3 separate regions of the Homo sapiens genome follow, and all the other regions are linked to region 1. A link is an interaction called in ENCODE POLR2A ChIA-PET data of the cell type or tissue named here. Cell type or tissue: Panc1. All regions are shown on one strand. Region 1 overlaps THAP12 (THAP domain containing 12). Region 2 has its middle 8.4 kb from the start of LINC02761. Region 3 has its middle 24 kb from the start of LRRC32.

Region 1 (5,000 bases):
CCTCTGCCTGGCATATAATAAAATTCCAAATTCCCAGAAGGGATGGCAGGTGTTCAGCAGGTGTGCTTGTTTGCACAAGCAGTCTAGGCACATTGAGCTGCATTATCAGTTAGGAAAAATTTTATTTCTGTGTATGGAACTGTTTACCAACCAAGTTCCCGGATACCAGCCCAAGGTCCTTAACAAACAGGCCTTTCTAAGGACAGCAGCCTGAGGTCTGCTGTGTTAACTCTTTTTCTGAACAATCACTATGAATGAGTTTTGCCTGTTCTAGAATTTCATATCAAAGGAATCATGTAGTATGTACTCCTGGCTTCTTCTGCTTAACATTACGTTTGTGAGATTGTAGATAGTTTGTTCATTTCATAGCCAAGTAGTATTCCATTGAATGAATATACCACAATTTATCCATCCTGCTGTTGATGGGCAAAGTTACTTCACCTTCTCCCCAATATTTGGTATTACCTCTTTTACATTGTAGTCATTCTTGTGGGTATGTAGTAATTTGTTTTGGCTTTAATTAGCATTTCCCTGATGGCAAATGAGATCGAGCATTTTTTTTTCATCTATGTATTGCCATTTTTATAACCTTTTTATTATAAAGTGCCTGTTCAAGGCCCCTTGCCTATTTTTATGTTGGGTTATTTATTTGTAGGAGTTCTTCATATATATTTTGAATGTGAGTCCATTGTTAGATATATGTATTGCAAATATCTGACATTTTGTGGTCTGCCATTTCACTCTTAAATGGCTTCTTTTAATGAAGAAAAGTTATTAACTTTAAAGTAGCCTAATTTATATATCTTTTCCTCTAGCATTTGTGCTGTTGCCTTAAGAGATCTTTATTCCAAGGTCATGAAGATAATCTCCTGTGTTATCTTTTAGTGGCTTTATTGTTTTACCTTTCATATTTAGATCTCCAATCACTTGGAACTTATTTTTGTGTATGGTGTACAAGTAGGAGTTAAGATTTATTTTTTTCATGTAGATATTCAGCTGACTCGGCCCTATTTATTGGAAAAGAAAAATCCATATTTGCTGCTGTTCAGAGCTACCTTTAAGTATCTGCAGTGCTCTATTTTGTTTCACTGTTCTGTCCTTCTGCCAGTACTTGTCTTAATAAGCTTTACAGTAAGTCTTAATATCTGGTAGTGTAATTCTTTCAACCTCCTTTTTCCTCTCTCTCTCTCAAGATTATCTTGGTTATCCCTGGTTCTTTAATGTTGTGTATAAAAAGTTTTAGAATAATTTGTCATTTCTTTCTCTTGCTCTCTCTCACAAACTTACTGGGCTTGTGATTATATTGAATTAGTAAATGGGTTTGGGGAGAATTGACATCTTTGGAATTTAGTGTGCCAGTTCATAAACTTGTGTATTTATTTAAGTTTGCTTTAAAAAGATTATTAGAGGTCTTGCACTTCTTTCACTAGATTTATTCTTAAGTAGTTCATATAGAAAGTCAGGTGTATTTGATTAGGCTCTCTGCCTGATGCCCATTCTGTTCTTGATTGTCTGAATAAGAGTTGCTGTTGATATCAGAAAGCTGTTTCAACTTAGTTCGGAGGTAATATGTACAGTATTGCTCTGTGTGGAAGGTCTCCAGAGATTTAAGAATTTAAAAAACAAACAACTGTAGCAGTATGGCAAATTATTTTATAGTGAGATCGTTTTTATACTTAATATTTGGATTTTGAAACATGAAATGTTTATAATCATAATGTACAACTGTGTAAAAGTGTGATTAAATTGTGAACATCTTAGGCATCGTTACTGTGAGCAGTAATACTTGTTGGTCAAATGAAATGCTGTACAATTTAGGTGTAGTTTTTTAAAAATCATAGCATTTTACCTTGATTTGACATTTTTAGAGTAGAGAGAATTAAGTGTCAGGGGCATGTATGTTGGGGGGAGGTGGACAATAGTGTTAAAACATAAAAAAAAAATACTGTGATTTAATTATAAAGGAATATGTTGGGCCGGGCGCAGTGGCTCGCGCCTGTAATCCTAGCACTTTGGGAGGCCAAGGTGGGCAGATCACCTGCGATCTGGAGTTCGAGACCAAGCTAGCCAACGTGCTGAAACCCCATCTGTACTATAAATACAAAACTTAGCTGAGTGTCGTGGTGCACGCCTATAATCTCAGCTCCTTGGGTGGCTGAGGCAGGAGAATTGCTTGAACCTGGGAGGCAGAGGTTGCAGTGAGCTGAGATCACACCACTGCACTCCACCCTGGGCTAAAGAGCAAGACACCATCTCAAAAAAATAATTTGTGATACTGTTTATCCACGGCAGAACTTTTATTCTTAGAAATTTGAGGAATGGGCCGGGCGCGGTGGCTCACGCCTGTAATCCCAGCACTTTGGGAGGCCGAGGCGGGCAGATCACCTGAGGTCGGGAGTTCGAGACCAGCCTGACCAACATGGAGAAACCCAGTCTCTACTAAAAATACAAAATTAGCCAGGCGTGGTAACGCATGCCTGTAATCCTAGCTACTTGGGAGGCTGAGACAGGAGAATCGCTTGAACCCGGGAAGCAGAGGTTGCAGTGAGCCAAGATCATGGCATTGCACTCCAACCTGGGCAACAAGAGCAAAACTCTGTCTCAAAAAAAAAAAAGAAAAGAAAAGAAATTTGAGGAAAGATCTAGTTGTGACTTTAGCAAGTTACTTAATATTTCTGTGCCTTCATCTGCACAAGGGGGATATTAATAGTACCCATCTTTGGAAAGGACTTAGAACGTGTCTGGCTCATAATAAGTGCTTATTATTAGCTTTTCTGAAAATATTTAAGCACCGAGAGGGCATGGACTTTGTCTTGTTCTCTGTCTTCAACACTTTTTGTGTACTAGATTGTGTAGTCACAGTCCCTGCATTCATGGAGCTTGCAATCTAGTCAGCACGTATTACTGTAGATAATAATTTGTGTTCATAGGAAGATAAACGAATACAGCCTTTATGCTTCCCTTAGAAACTAGTTATTTAAAGAACATCTAGTTGCTGATTTTTTTTTTTTTTTCCGAGACGGAGTCTGGCTCTGTCACCCAGGCTGGAGTGCAGTGGCGCAATCTCGGCTCACTGCAAGCTCCGCCTCCCGGGTTCACGCCATTCTCCTGCCTCAGCCTCCCGAGTAGCTGGGACTACAGGCGCTCGCCGCTTCGCCCAGCTAATTTTTTGTATTTTTAGTAGAGACGGGGTTTCACCGGGTTAGCCAGGATGGTCTCGATCTCCTGACCTCCTGATCTGCCTGCCTTGGCCTCCCAAAGTGCTGGGATTACAGGCGTGACAACACGCCCGGCCTAATTGCTGATTTTCTACAGTGACAGTGTTGTTTTGTATGCTTGTTGAAGTTGAAATCCTGAAGGGAATGTTAAGCTGTGAGCCTTGTGGCTGTGCATGCAGCTTTCTGCTTGTTCTGCTGATGGTTGAATCTTCTCTGATGTTTTGGGAGTTGGAAGATGCAGGTTTCAGTTCTAGTTCTGCTGATGATTTTGTACTTCCCTCCAAACAAGTTACTTCTTAACCTTGTCTGTAATTGAAATGTTGGTACTAAATGACTTCTAAGGTTTTTTCCAACTGTTATTTTGTTATTAATCAAATTCTCCAAATTATGTTCTCAGGGAGGGGAGCAGGAATCCGTTGTTATTAATGTATGTTTGCCTTAAAACTGAAGGCTGAAATTTAAATGCTGAGCTCATTTTCATAATTGTATTTTGGTTTTATTTATAGATGCCAGAAGTGGGTGGAGAACTGTAGGAGAGCAGACTTAGAAGATAAAACACCTGATCAGCTAAATAAACATTATCGATTATGTGCCAAACATTTTGAGACCTCTATGATCTGTAGAACTGTGAGTAATAGAAGAGCTTGGTGTCTCTCTGTTTGACTTGATTTCTCTCTCTCACTGTGTCTGGTTGGAAATGTAAGTATTTACCAATGTTGGAAGGTATTCCTATATCCTGCCACTTTAAGATGAAGACAGATTTGGAGCTGAAAAGTATCTGTTTTGTTCTTAAAATCCTGATTTTGCCGGGGGCCTATAATCCCAGCACTTTGGGAGGCCGAGGCAGGAAGACCACTTGAGCTCAGGAGTTTGAGACCAGCCTGGGCAACATGGCCAGATGCCGTCGCTACAGAAAATACCAAAAAAACTAGCGAGGTGTGGTGACGTATGCCTGTAGTCCCAGCTACTTGGGAAGCTGAGATGGGAGGATACTTGAGCCCATGACGTCGGGGCTGCAGAGAGTTGTGTTCATGCCACTACACTCCACTCTGGGCGACAGAGTGAGCGCTTGTCTGGAAAAAAAACTCAAAATGATTAAAACAAAACAAAACAAAACAAAACTCTTCGGTTCCTGGTGCCCCATTTCTACTCACCCAAGGTAACTACTTTTTTTTTTTTTTTTTTTAAAGACAGTCTTGCTCTGTCACCCAGGCTGGAGTGCAGTGGCGCTATCTTAGCTCACTGCAACTTCTGCCACCTCCCCCACCTCCTGGGCTCAAGCGATTCTCTCTCCTCAGCCTCCCAAGTAGCTGAGATTACAGGCATTGTGCCACCACGCCCAGCTAATTTTTGTACTTTTAGTAGAGGTGGGATTTCTCCATGTTGGCCAGGCTAGTCTCAATCTCCTGACCTCAAGTGACCCGCCCACCTCGGCCTCCCAAAGTGCTGGGATTACATGTATGAGCCTCCACACCCGGCTGAGGTAACCACTTTTAAATATTATTTAGTCTTCAGGAAAATTTTAGATGATTATAAAAGTATATGTTTATTTAAGGTAAAGTTGGTGTTTTTATTTGGAGCTCTTTAGAGCTTTTTTATGAGTAAAATTTTCATCTCGGAATGGAGCTCTTGTTTTCATGTTTTTGTATGTACTATTAGAACCAACTTTTAATTTTTATGTGGTAGATATAATGGTAAACAAATTATCCAGGTAATGTGGAAAAACATTTTCATCAATAATATGTAATTTCATATCAGGACCTACTGTTAACTGTGTGAGCT
Region 2 (5,000 bases), 140 kb after region 1:
CCCTGGGCCTCAGTTTCTCTGTTTTTAAAATAGGATAATTGGTGGTTGCCAGGGGCTGAGGGAAGGGGACAGGGGGACATGACTGCTACTAGGTAATGTGGTTTCTTATGCGATGATGACAGTGTTCTGGGATTGGGTAGTAAGATGATTGCACAACTTCATGAATACGCTAAAGTGAACTTGTACACTTAAAAATTTTTAAAGAAAAAGATGGTGGTTGAACAAGATGACCTCTAAAGGGAGGAACATGAATTTTTTGTGTGCCTACAACACCCCAGGGTCTGGATTCAGCACTTGCATATCTCATGATCTCTAGGATTCCTTCCTGTTCTGACTTTCTGTGACCACCATGGTGATATTCAACATTGTAGTCACTCATCGAGCTCAGCCTAAGCTTGATTCAGGTCCACAGCTAGACTGGGGAAGAGAAGGGGGTACAGTCCCTCCCTGAAGGGGCTCAGTGTCTGTAGAAGAAATCAGAAGTATGAATTGTGCCCAAGAGGTTTTTTTGTTTTTTTAGGACTAGCTCCTTCCTTTCCTTTCCTTGTATAGGAAAACAAAACAAAAATACCAGAGCGGGCAGGGCACGGTGGCTCACACTTATAATCCCAGCACTTTGGGAGGCCAAGGCGGGCAGATCACCTGAGGTCAGGAGTTTGAGACCAGCCTGGCCAACATGGCGAAACGCTGTCTCTACTAAAAATACAAAAATTAGTCGGGCGTGGTGGTAGGCACCTGTAATCCCAGCTACTTGGGAGGCTGAGGCAGGAGAATCGCTTGAACTGGGGCGGCAGAGGTGGCAGTGAGCCGAGATCATGCCACTGCACTCCAGCCTGGGCAACAGAGTAAGACTCCATCTCAAAAAAAAAAAAAAAAAAAAAAACAATTCCCAGGGTGGGCACACACCTCTGTGGCCGTGCATGGGGCCTGGGGGTTGGTTTATTCATGTGTGCTTCGGGGCCTTTGGGCTGGGTGTGCAGGATGCAGCAGTGGACAAGCCAGACCCAGTCTGCCCTTAAGGAGGGAGGCCGACTTTGAAACAATCAAGCACACAATTAAGAATTTATTTCATTATCGTGATCAGTGCCACGAAGGGAAAGCTCACAGTGTCTTGAATAGCTTGAGAGAACACTGGCCCTGCCGGAGGAGCTTTGAGGGTGTTATAGGAATGATGAAGGGGTATGGAGAGGTGTGGAGATGACACAGACAGGTATTCCAGATAATGGGAGGCCCCAAGGGTTGGCTGAGGCCTGGCAGTGAAGGTGGAGGGCAGAGAGCCTGGGAGGCTGCCCCAGAAACAAGCCAGGCCTGGCCAAGCAGGGCTGCAGAAGTTAGGCCCATAAATACCCGTGTACGCCTGTTGTCCCCTCACACTTTTACGTGTCCCAGATGAAACAGTAAACTATACAGCCACCCTACTTGCAGGCCATGTGACAGGGTTTGTCCTAAGAACAACCCTCATTCCAGGAAGGCCTGGTCATCGCTGCCTGCGTCCTGGCCTCTGGACTTGCCTCTCTGCACGGCCAGCAGCGAGGGCCTGCCAGCCCGGCGGCCGCAGCAGTTACTTGAGCCAGATGATGGGCCTGCTTGGCAGTTCCTGGCCATCCGACCCCGCGGTCCTGTTCCCAGGCAGACCCTGCTCCCCCCATGCCAGTTTCCCCCACCAGTATCTTGAGGTGAGAGCTTTTCCACCATGTCTCAGGCCAAGCATGGTTCTTGGCTCCAGGTTTGGTGAGCCGGTTTCCGGCCGTCCCCGCCCTCAGCTGCTCCCTGAGGACCTGCTCCAGGCCTCAGCCGGGCCAGGGCCTCACGCTCTTTCAACTCTTGTTTTTCATTTCTGCCTCTCTTGATTGTCCTCTGTGTGACTGTCCCTCTGCTGGGCCTCCCTGTATCTCACCCCACTCCTCTTTCTCGCTCTTCTCTAGGGTAACTAGTCATTATAGAAGAGCATGTGCTTCAGGACGGATGGAACTGGGTTCAAATCCCAGCCCTGTCACCTGCTGGCTGTGTGAGCTTGGGCAAATGTGTCCTCCCTTCTGACTCAGTCTCCTGTCCTGTGGAATGGGGATGAACCTCATAACTCCTGTTTCTCTGGGTGATTGGAAGCTGAGATGAAGTCCACAAAGTGCCTTTTGGCAAACAGGAGGTGCCCAATAAATGGGCTTCCTCTTACCTTCCTCAGGCACTGTCTTCTCCTTGACCTGCTCATCTCACTTACTCACACACAAAACAAGAAACAAAAGCCCCCAGCTAGCCCCCAACTACCTCCCGGCCCCAGACTTGACGCAGCCAACAGCGTCCCTGCAGCATGCTCCCGGCCACCCCGCCGCAGGGGTGAGGGAGGCTCGTACCTGGAGGATCTGGCTGGCCTCTGTACTATGAGGCTCTCCAGGGGGACGTGGGAGGTGTCTTCTGAGCTGTGACTCAGGTTCCAGAGTCTTGTTTTTTCACCAAATGCAGGACAGGAGAGGCAACCTGTCAACACCACCCCTGGCCTGCAGGCTCCTCACTTTGTCCCCATGTCACATCCCTGCACTTTCCAGCCTCCAGCTCTTACCAGTGCCCTTGACCCCATCTGGAATACCCTTCTTCTCCCCGCTGTCCCCCACCCCCAACCCTAGGCCTCACATCAGCTCTGGGGCTTAGACATGACAGAGGAGGAAACTGAGCCTCAGGGACATTCTGATGTTGGTGTTTTTTTATGAGAATGTGTTCTGTGTGATATATTGTGTCACTTCTTAAAAGGCAAAATGAAACAGGTTGCCTGGGTTACAGTGGATCTGGAATGGAAACAAAGGTCTGCAGGACTCCAAATGTCTCATTCATCCTCTTCCCTCTGCCACACCCCTTACATGGTGTGACTACATGGACCCTACTGTAGCTTACTTCCTAAATATCACTTAACAAGTAATTGTGTCAATAAACCCATACATCTATGGCCAATTGACTTTTGTTTTTCTTTAAAGAAGCAGGGTCTTGTTCTGTTGCCCAGGCTGGATGCAGTAGCATGATCACTGCTCACTGCAGCCTCAATCTCCTGGGCTCAAGTGATCCTCCCGCCTCAGCCTCCCTAGTAGCTGGAACCACAGGTGCACACCACCAAGTTCAGCTAATTTTCTTTTTTTTAATTTTGTAGAGACAGGGGTCTCACTATGTTGCCCAGGCTGGTTTCAGACCCCCTAATCTCAAGCGATCTTCTCATCTTGGCCTCCCAAATTGCTGGGATTATAGACATGAGCCACCAGGCCTAGCCTGGTCAATTGATTTTTGACAAGAGTGCCCAGACATTCAATGGAGAAATGATAGTTTTGTTTTTTTTTTTTTTAACAAATGATGCTGTTCCAGCTAAAACTAGAAAATCCTTACGAGAAAACATAGATGTAAATCCTTGTGACCTTGAAGTAGACAATAGTTTTTTCTATATGGTGCCAAAAGCACAAGCAACCAAATGAAAAAATAGAGAAACCGAACTTCATCAAAATTAAAAACGTTGTGTTTCAAAGGATATTATCAAGAAAGTGAAAGAACAACCCACAGAATGGGAGGAAATACTTGCACATGAAGTGTCTGGTATGGGTCTAGTATTCTAGTAACCGGAATACATAAAGAACTCTTTGCAACTCAGCAAGAAAAGGACAAATAATTTAATTTTTTAAGTGGGCAAAATATTTGAACAGGTATTTCTCCAAAGAAGATATACAAATAGCCAATAAGCACATAAAAAGATACTCCACATCATTAGTCACTGGGGAAATGCAAATCAAAACCACCATACGATATGCTATTCACACTTACCAGGATGGTTATAATAAAAAATACCAAATTAACAAGTGTTGTCAAGAATGCGGAAAAACTGGAACTCTCATAATGTAAAATAGGACAGCCACAGCTGGGCGCAGTGGCTCATGCCTGTAATCCCAGCACTTTGGGAGGCTGAGGCGGGTGGATCATGTGAGGTCGGGAGTTCGAGACCAGCCTGGCCAACATGGCAAACCCCGTCTCTACTAAAAATACAAAAAATTGGGCCAGGTGCAGTGGCTCACGCCTGTAATCCCAGCACTTCGGGAGGCCGAGGCGGCAGATCACGTGAGGTCAGGGGTTTGAGATGAGCTTGGCCAACATGGTGAAACCCAGTCTCTACTAAAAATACAAAAAAAATTAGCCCAGCGTGGTGACAGCCGCCTGTAATCCCAGCTACTCGGGAGGCTGAGGTAGGAGAATCGCTCAAATCCAGGAGCTGGATGTTGCAGTGAGCCGAGATCGCGCCATTGCACTCACTCCAGCCTGGGAGACAGAGTGAGACTCTGTCTCAAAACAAAAACAAAAACAAACCCAAAAAAATTTAGCCGGGCATTGTGGCAGGCGCCTATAATCCCAGTTACTCAGGAGGCTGAGGCAGGAGAATCACTTTAACCCAAGAGGCAGAAGTTGCAGTGAGCCAAGATTGCGCCATTGCACTTCAGCCTGGGCAACAAGAGTGAAACTCCATCTCAAAAAAAAAAAAAAAAAAAAAGGTACAGCCACTATGGAGAACAGTTTGACAGTTCCCTTAAAGTTATATAATTACCATATGATCCAGCAATTCCATCCCTAGGTACATACACAAGAGAACTGAAAGCATGTATTTCATACCAACACTTGGCACGTGAATGTTCATAGAAGCATTATTTGTAATCGCCAAAAAGTAGAAACAACCCAAATGTCCCTCAACTGATGAACGAGTCAACAAAATGTATATATCCATACAATAAAATATTAACCAACCATACAAATAAATGAAGGAGTACGATACATGCTACAACATAGATAAACATGAAAATGAACTTGAACTGTCCAGAATAGGAAAATCCATAGAGACAAAAAGAATCAGCAGTTTCTAGGGGCTGGAGTGGTGGGTGGAATGAAGAGTGACTACTAGTGGGTATTGGATTGATTCTTGGGGTGATGGATGAAAATGTCCTGAAATTAGAAAGTAGTGATGGTTGTGCAACTTTGTGAAT
Region 3 (5,000 bases), 330 kb before region 1:
CTTGAACCTACATCTGTCTCATTCCAAAACCTACATTCTTTCCAGTAAACCTTTGGAAGGCCAGCAGGGTTTGGAAAATTGGAGGCGTCCTCTAAATATATACGGTCCTCTCCAAATTAATCCCTGATGTGCCAGTATGGCCTTGAGCAGATGGGGTACCCAGCTCTGCCACCAAGGAGCTTGTGGACTGAGGCCAGAGACAAAAAAAAAAAAAAGCCACTGTCACCTGGAATACAGACAAAGGTGATCTGAAATGTACAGATCCAATCGTTGCTAAAGTGCTTGGCACTGGAGGCCTGGCAAAGATGGCACTGCGGGCCAGAGACCCACGGGGCGGGTTGGGACTCCCGAGAAGCAGCCATGTGTAGCAGAATGTGTGGTGGGCCAGCGAGGATATGTTCTCACGCTGGATTGTGAAGGCTGTGGTTTCTAGGTGGAGACCATTGGGGACGCCTACATGGTGGTGTGGGGGCTGCCTCAGTGCAATGGCAGTCAGCATGCGGCCGAGATCAATAACATGGCTCTGGATATCCTTGGCTCTGTGGGTGACTTCCGGAAGAGGCATGCACCCAACGTGCCCATTTGCATCAGGGCTGGCCTGCATTCAGGTATGGGCTAGGGGCCTCCAGGGTGAGGGGGCCACATCCATCTCCCAATCTTCCCTGGGGCGCTGGCTGGGACGCCTCCAGTGGCATGCTTCTGGATGTCTGAGATTCAAAACTCTATAGTAAAAACATTTTACGTTTCTTTTTCCTTACATTATTTTGGGGTCCTAATTATGTTATAAATAAGAGAGTCTGGCCGGGCACGGTGGCTCACGCCTGTAGTCTGAACATTTTGGGAGGCCCAGGCAGTGGGATCACAGGAGGTCAGGAGTTTGAGACCAGCCTGGCCAACATGGAGAAACCCTGTCTCTACTAAAAATACAAAAATTAGTTGGGCGTGGTGGTGCATGACTGTAATCTCAGCTACTCAGGAGGCTGAGGCACAAGAATTGCTTGAACCCGGGAGGCGGAGGTTGCAGTGAGCCAAGATGGAGCCACTGCACTCCAACCTGGGCAACAGAGTAAGATTCTGTCTCCAAAAAAAAAAAAAGAGAATATGTGATGCTGATAGTCTGATGGAAGAGGCAGGACAGAAACCTTCTGTGGTCATGCAAACAACCAAATGATTGCTGGGATGGATCTGGGAGAGCCCTCAGAGTCATGAGTATACCCTTCCCATGTCCCTACTCCTTCCACCATGGTTCCCCTCGCCTGCAGGATAAAGTCCATTGGCGCTGCCACCACCGCCCCGCCACTGCCATAGCCTCTCCAACCGCATCTCCCACCACTTCCTGCATGGCCCTCCATCCACACTCTGCTGTGTGCAGTTTCACACACACGGGTTCCCTGCCTCTGTGCCTCTGCACCTGCTGTTCCCTGCCCACTCATTCTCTCATCCTTCAAAACAGAGCACATGTATCCTCTTCTCCAGCAAGTCCCCTGGGCTGGGTTAGAGGCCCTTTTTGGTGCTGGCACAGTCCTGGTGCTTCTTTCATCACAGCCTTGATTGCAGGTTACACATCTCTCCCCACCAGGCTGGGAGCTGCGCAAGAGCAGGGAGGGGCTCTGATCTATCTACGGCCCCTCACCTCCAGCACAGAGCCTGGCACAAGCATCAGCTCCTCTCTGGATGTCATTGGAGACTCCAGTTAGCTTTATCCTCACCCCGCAACTGGAGCCCAGGAAGTGCAGTGGGGAATGGCACGGAGGGTAGAGAAGGGTGAGGCTGTCACTGGGCTCTCTCTCTGGTCCAAGACCTGCTGGAGCTCACTGGGTACATTCGAGTTTCAGGGCCCTGTGCAGCAGGGGTCGTGGGTCTCACGATGCCTTGGTATTGCCTCTCTGGGGACACTGTCAACACGGCTTCCCAGATGGAGTCCACAGGGCTGCATGAGTATCTCACACTTCTATCCTGCCCGGGGAGAGACTCTTTCAATAACCTGTGCGGCCTGGCTGTTTAATATAGTTCTTGGTAACCAAATCACCACCTGGTGGCGGCGTACCCTACTTTTCAGGAAAGCAACTACTATGTTGGTGCAAAAGTAATAGCCATTTTGGCGTTAAAACTAATGACCACGCCATTCTCCTGCCTCAGCCTCCCGAGTAACTGGGATTACAGACGCATGCCACCACACCCGGCTAATATTTTGTATTTTCAGTAGAGACAGGGTTTCATCATGTTAGCCAGGATGGTCTTGATCTCCTGACCTTGTGATCCACCTGCCTTGGCCTCCCAAAGTGCTGGGATTACAGGCGTGAACCACCAAACCCGGGAGGCAGAGCAGTGAACCGAGATCGCAAAAAAAAAAAAAAAAAAGAAAGAAAGAAAGAAAAAAAACAGCTAATGGCTAAAGCTGCAATTACTTTTGCACCAACCTAATAGACGGAGATGATATACGTCATTGGCTCTTTTAACTTTCCACACAATATTTGTGGTGATCTCATGAGGGCATTAGCAGAGAAAACAATGACTCAAAAGGCAGGAAATCTGGGTCCTAGCCCTGGCTCTGCAACTGGCTTGCTTAGTGTCCTTGGGCAAAATGTTCTTCCTGTAGGCCTTAGTTTCCCCATTGTACAAAGAGGAGACCCTTTAAAGTGTTTTTTTTTTAATTGGTCACGTGCCACCTCCTTTTATGCTGGGGCAGTCCTGACACCACCATGAAGACATCCCCAGCGTTTTTGGCCCTTACTGGCAGCAGGAGCTACCATGATGGCTTGGCTAGAGCAGCTAAGATGTTGAAGCCCCAGGTCCTCTGCCTCTGGCTGTGTAGGTAGTTGCTCCTTAATGTTCAGAGTACATACATCCCGCATAGCTGGACGCTATGGCTCTACTGGGAAGTCCTGCTCTTAAAAGAAAACTAAAAACTGTGTATCTTCTCAGACTCAGCCTTCACAGACTTGCTTACAAGTAGAAATTATGTTCCTAGGGGTTCTGACTCCATCGTGAGTTCCCCTTAGCACTCAACCTATGTAATTTGCTTTGCCTCTGGGTCTCTTTTAGTGTTCCAACAATTTAGAGGGACAAGAGGCCCAGAAGAAGGGTATTGCATAAATCATCACTATGTGTATGATTGATTGGAACTGCAGTCGTCGCAGCCTCTTAATGATTTTACCAAATACTAGGTATGCTGTCACCAGGTGATGATCTGATGACTGCCTTTCTTCTCAGCATACAGAATTCATGTCAGCCAAAGCACTGTCCAGATACTGCTCAGCCTTGATGAAAGCTACCAAATTGATATCAGAGGTCAGACTGAGCTGAAGGTGAGAGAATTTTGTGGTCTTTGTGGGAAAAGTCTCCAAGGATCCAGTTTCTGTGGGAAGCAGGAAAGATTCTTATCTGACTGATGTGGCTGCCCAAGTTGGGGATGTAGCTGGTCACCTTTACATGCCCTCTATGCTCTCCAAATTCTAAAGAAACATTGCTTCCTGGGAGCCATCTTGCTCCTTGTGAGAGGAAAGGCCAGGACAGAGAAGTCACTTCTCCTGATGACCTGTCTGTGTAGCACGCCAGTGTACAACACACATCAAAATATTTATCACTCATAGTAATAATGAAAGGAGCATCGTTGTCCCCATTTTACAGTTGAAAAAATTCAATTAAAGAGGCAGAGTGGCTTGTCAAAGTCACATAGCTCGTAATTCAGATCTCATGGCTCCAAAGCTTGTGCCTTCTCCATAGCACTGCTGGGCTCCTGCCCATCCCTCAGAATCCCAGATCAGACATCACCTCTCACTGCAGCCTACCCTGACCCAGGAACACTCATCTTCCTCCTCCTTCCCCACAAACAGTGACTGCCATGCCTTCTCTGTGTACCCACCAGTCCCAAGGCCAGTTCTCTGCTGTTACAGTGTAATGTTGGGTTGTTAATGCTCATGATTACCTCAAAGGCAGAGAAAGGTCTGTAACCTGTGCATTCTCTCTCAACATTACCATTCTATAAAGGCAATGGTACAGCATTCCTTTCAGTGACTTTTCTTCCTACCCCACCTCCTCTTCCTCAAATTCCTAAGCTGAAGCCAGGTCTAGCAGGGAGACCGGAGCAATCTAGCTTAAAGGCCTGATGCACTGGGTCCCAGAAATTCGGTGCCATATGGGACTCACTTCATTACACTGTGGAACGTCGGTGCAGGAGGGTGCAGCACAGAGACGGGCAGCAACTTGTTCATGATCACACAGCCCGTGAAGGCCAGCAAATGTGGAATCCTTTGCTCTGTATGGCTGGGGTTAGGGGAGAGTGAGCTGGAATAAGTCAGGGCAGATGTGTCTTATTTAGGGGGGTGAACACTGGGCGTCCTGAGGAATGGATGACTTATGCCAGAAAGGGACACAGAGAGTTGTGGGGAGGGCAGCGAGGCGTGGAGAGGGTAGAGAGGCGTGGGGAGGGCAGAGAGGCGTGTGGAGGGCAGAGAGGCGTGTGGAGGGCAGAGAGGTGTGTGGAGGGCAGAGAGGTGTGTGGAGGGCAGAGAGGTGTGGGGAGGGCAGAGAGGTGTGGGGAGGGCAGAGAGATGTGCGGAGGGCAGAGAGGTATGGGGAGGGCAGAGAGGTGTGCAGAGGGCAGAGAGGTGTGCGGAGGGCAGAGAGGTGTGGGGAGGGCAGAGAGGTGTGCGGAGGGCAGAGAGGTGTGGGGAGGGCAGAGAGGTGTGGGGAGGGCAGAGAGGTGTGCGGAGGGCAGAGAGGTGTGCGGAGGGCAGAGAGGTGTGCGGAGGGCAGAGAGGTGTGGGGAGGGCAGAGAGGTGTGTGGAGGGCAGAGAGGTGTGCGGAGGGCAGAGAGGTATGGGGAGGGCAGCATGCCAACCTTAGGCTCTTCAGGCTGGCCCAAGGGCTCCAAGGACAATATTCATCCCATAGAGCCCTGGCCCAGGATGGGACATGGAACCTCCAGCCCAGCCAGCCCCGACCCTCATGTTCTCAAGCCCCCTCGCTCCTGACCTTCAGGAGCTGCATTCCCACCC

Evidence for each region. Peaks named below come from ENCODE experiments on the same cell type or tissue, not always from the same donor. Only the 100,000 strongest peaks of a DNase experiment are listed, where the experiment ranks them.
Region 2: POLR2A ChIA-PET joins it to region 1 with 6 read pairs; 3 of 35 experiments call an interaction of 5 or more read pairs at or near these places.
Region 3: POLR2A ChIA-PET joins it to region 1 with 6 read pairs; 1 of 35 experiments calls an interaction of 5 or more read pairs at or near these places.

Annotation. Positions count from the first base shown.
Region 1 is chr11:76,364,697-76,369,696 of GRCh38, reverse strand. It overlaps THAP12 (THAP domain containing 12), which reads left to right. Exons shown (of 5, transcript NM_004705.4): 2 at 3,725-3,845. Among named protein-coding and RNA genes, the nearest start is that of THAP12, 14 kb to the left of the region's middle. RefSeq lists an enhancer at 3,109-3,610. In Panc1, no CTCF peak of the experiment used is centred here; no DNase peak of the experiment used is centred here; H3K4me3 peaks cover 875 bases; H3K27ac peaks cover 461 bases.
Region 2 is chr11:76,221,975-76,226,974 of GRCh38, reverse strand. No RefSeq gene overlaps it. Among named protein-coding and RNA genes, the nearest start is that of LINC02761, 8.4 kb to the right of the region's middle. RefSeq lists a cis regulatory region at 2,336-2,543. In Panc1, no CTCF peak of the experiment used is centred here; no DNase peak of the experiment used is centred here.
Region 3 is chr11:76,692,349-76,697,348 of GRCh38, reverse strand. It overlaps the pseudogene GUCY2EP. Among named protein-coding and RNA genes, the nearest start is that of LRRC32, 24 kb to the right of the region's middle. In Panc1, no CTCF peak of the experiment used is centred here; a DNase peak (open chromatin) is centred at 2,484.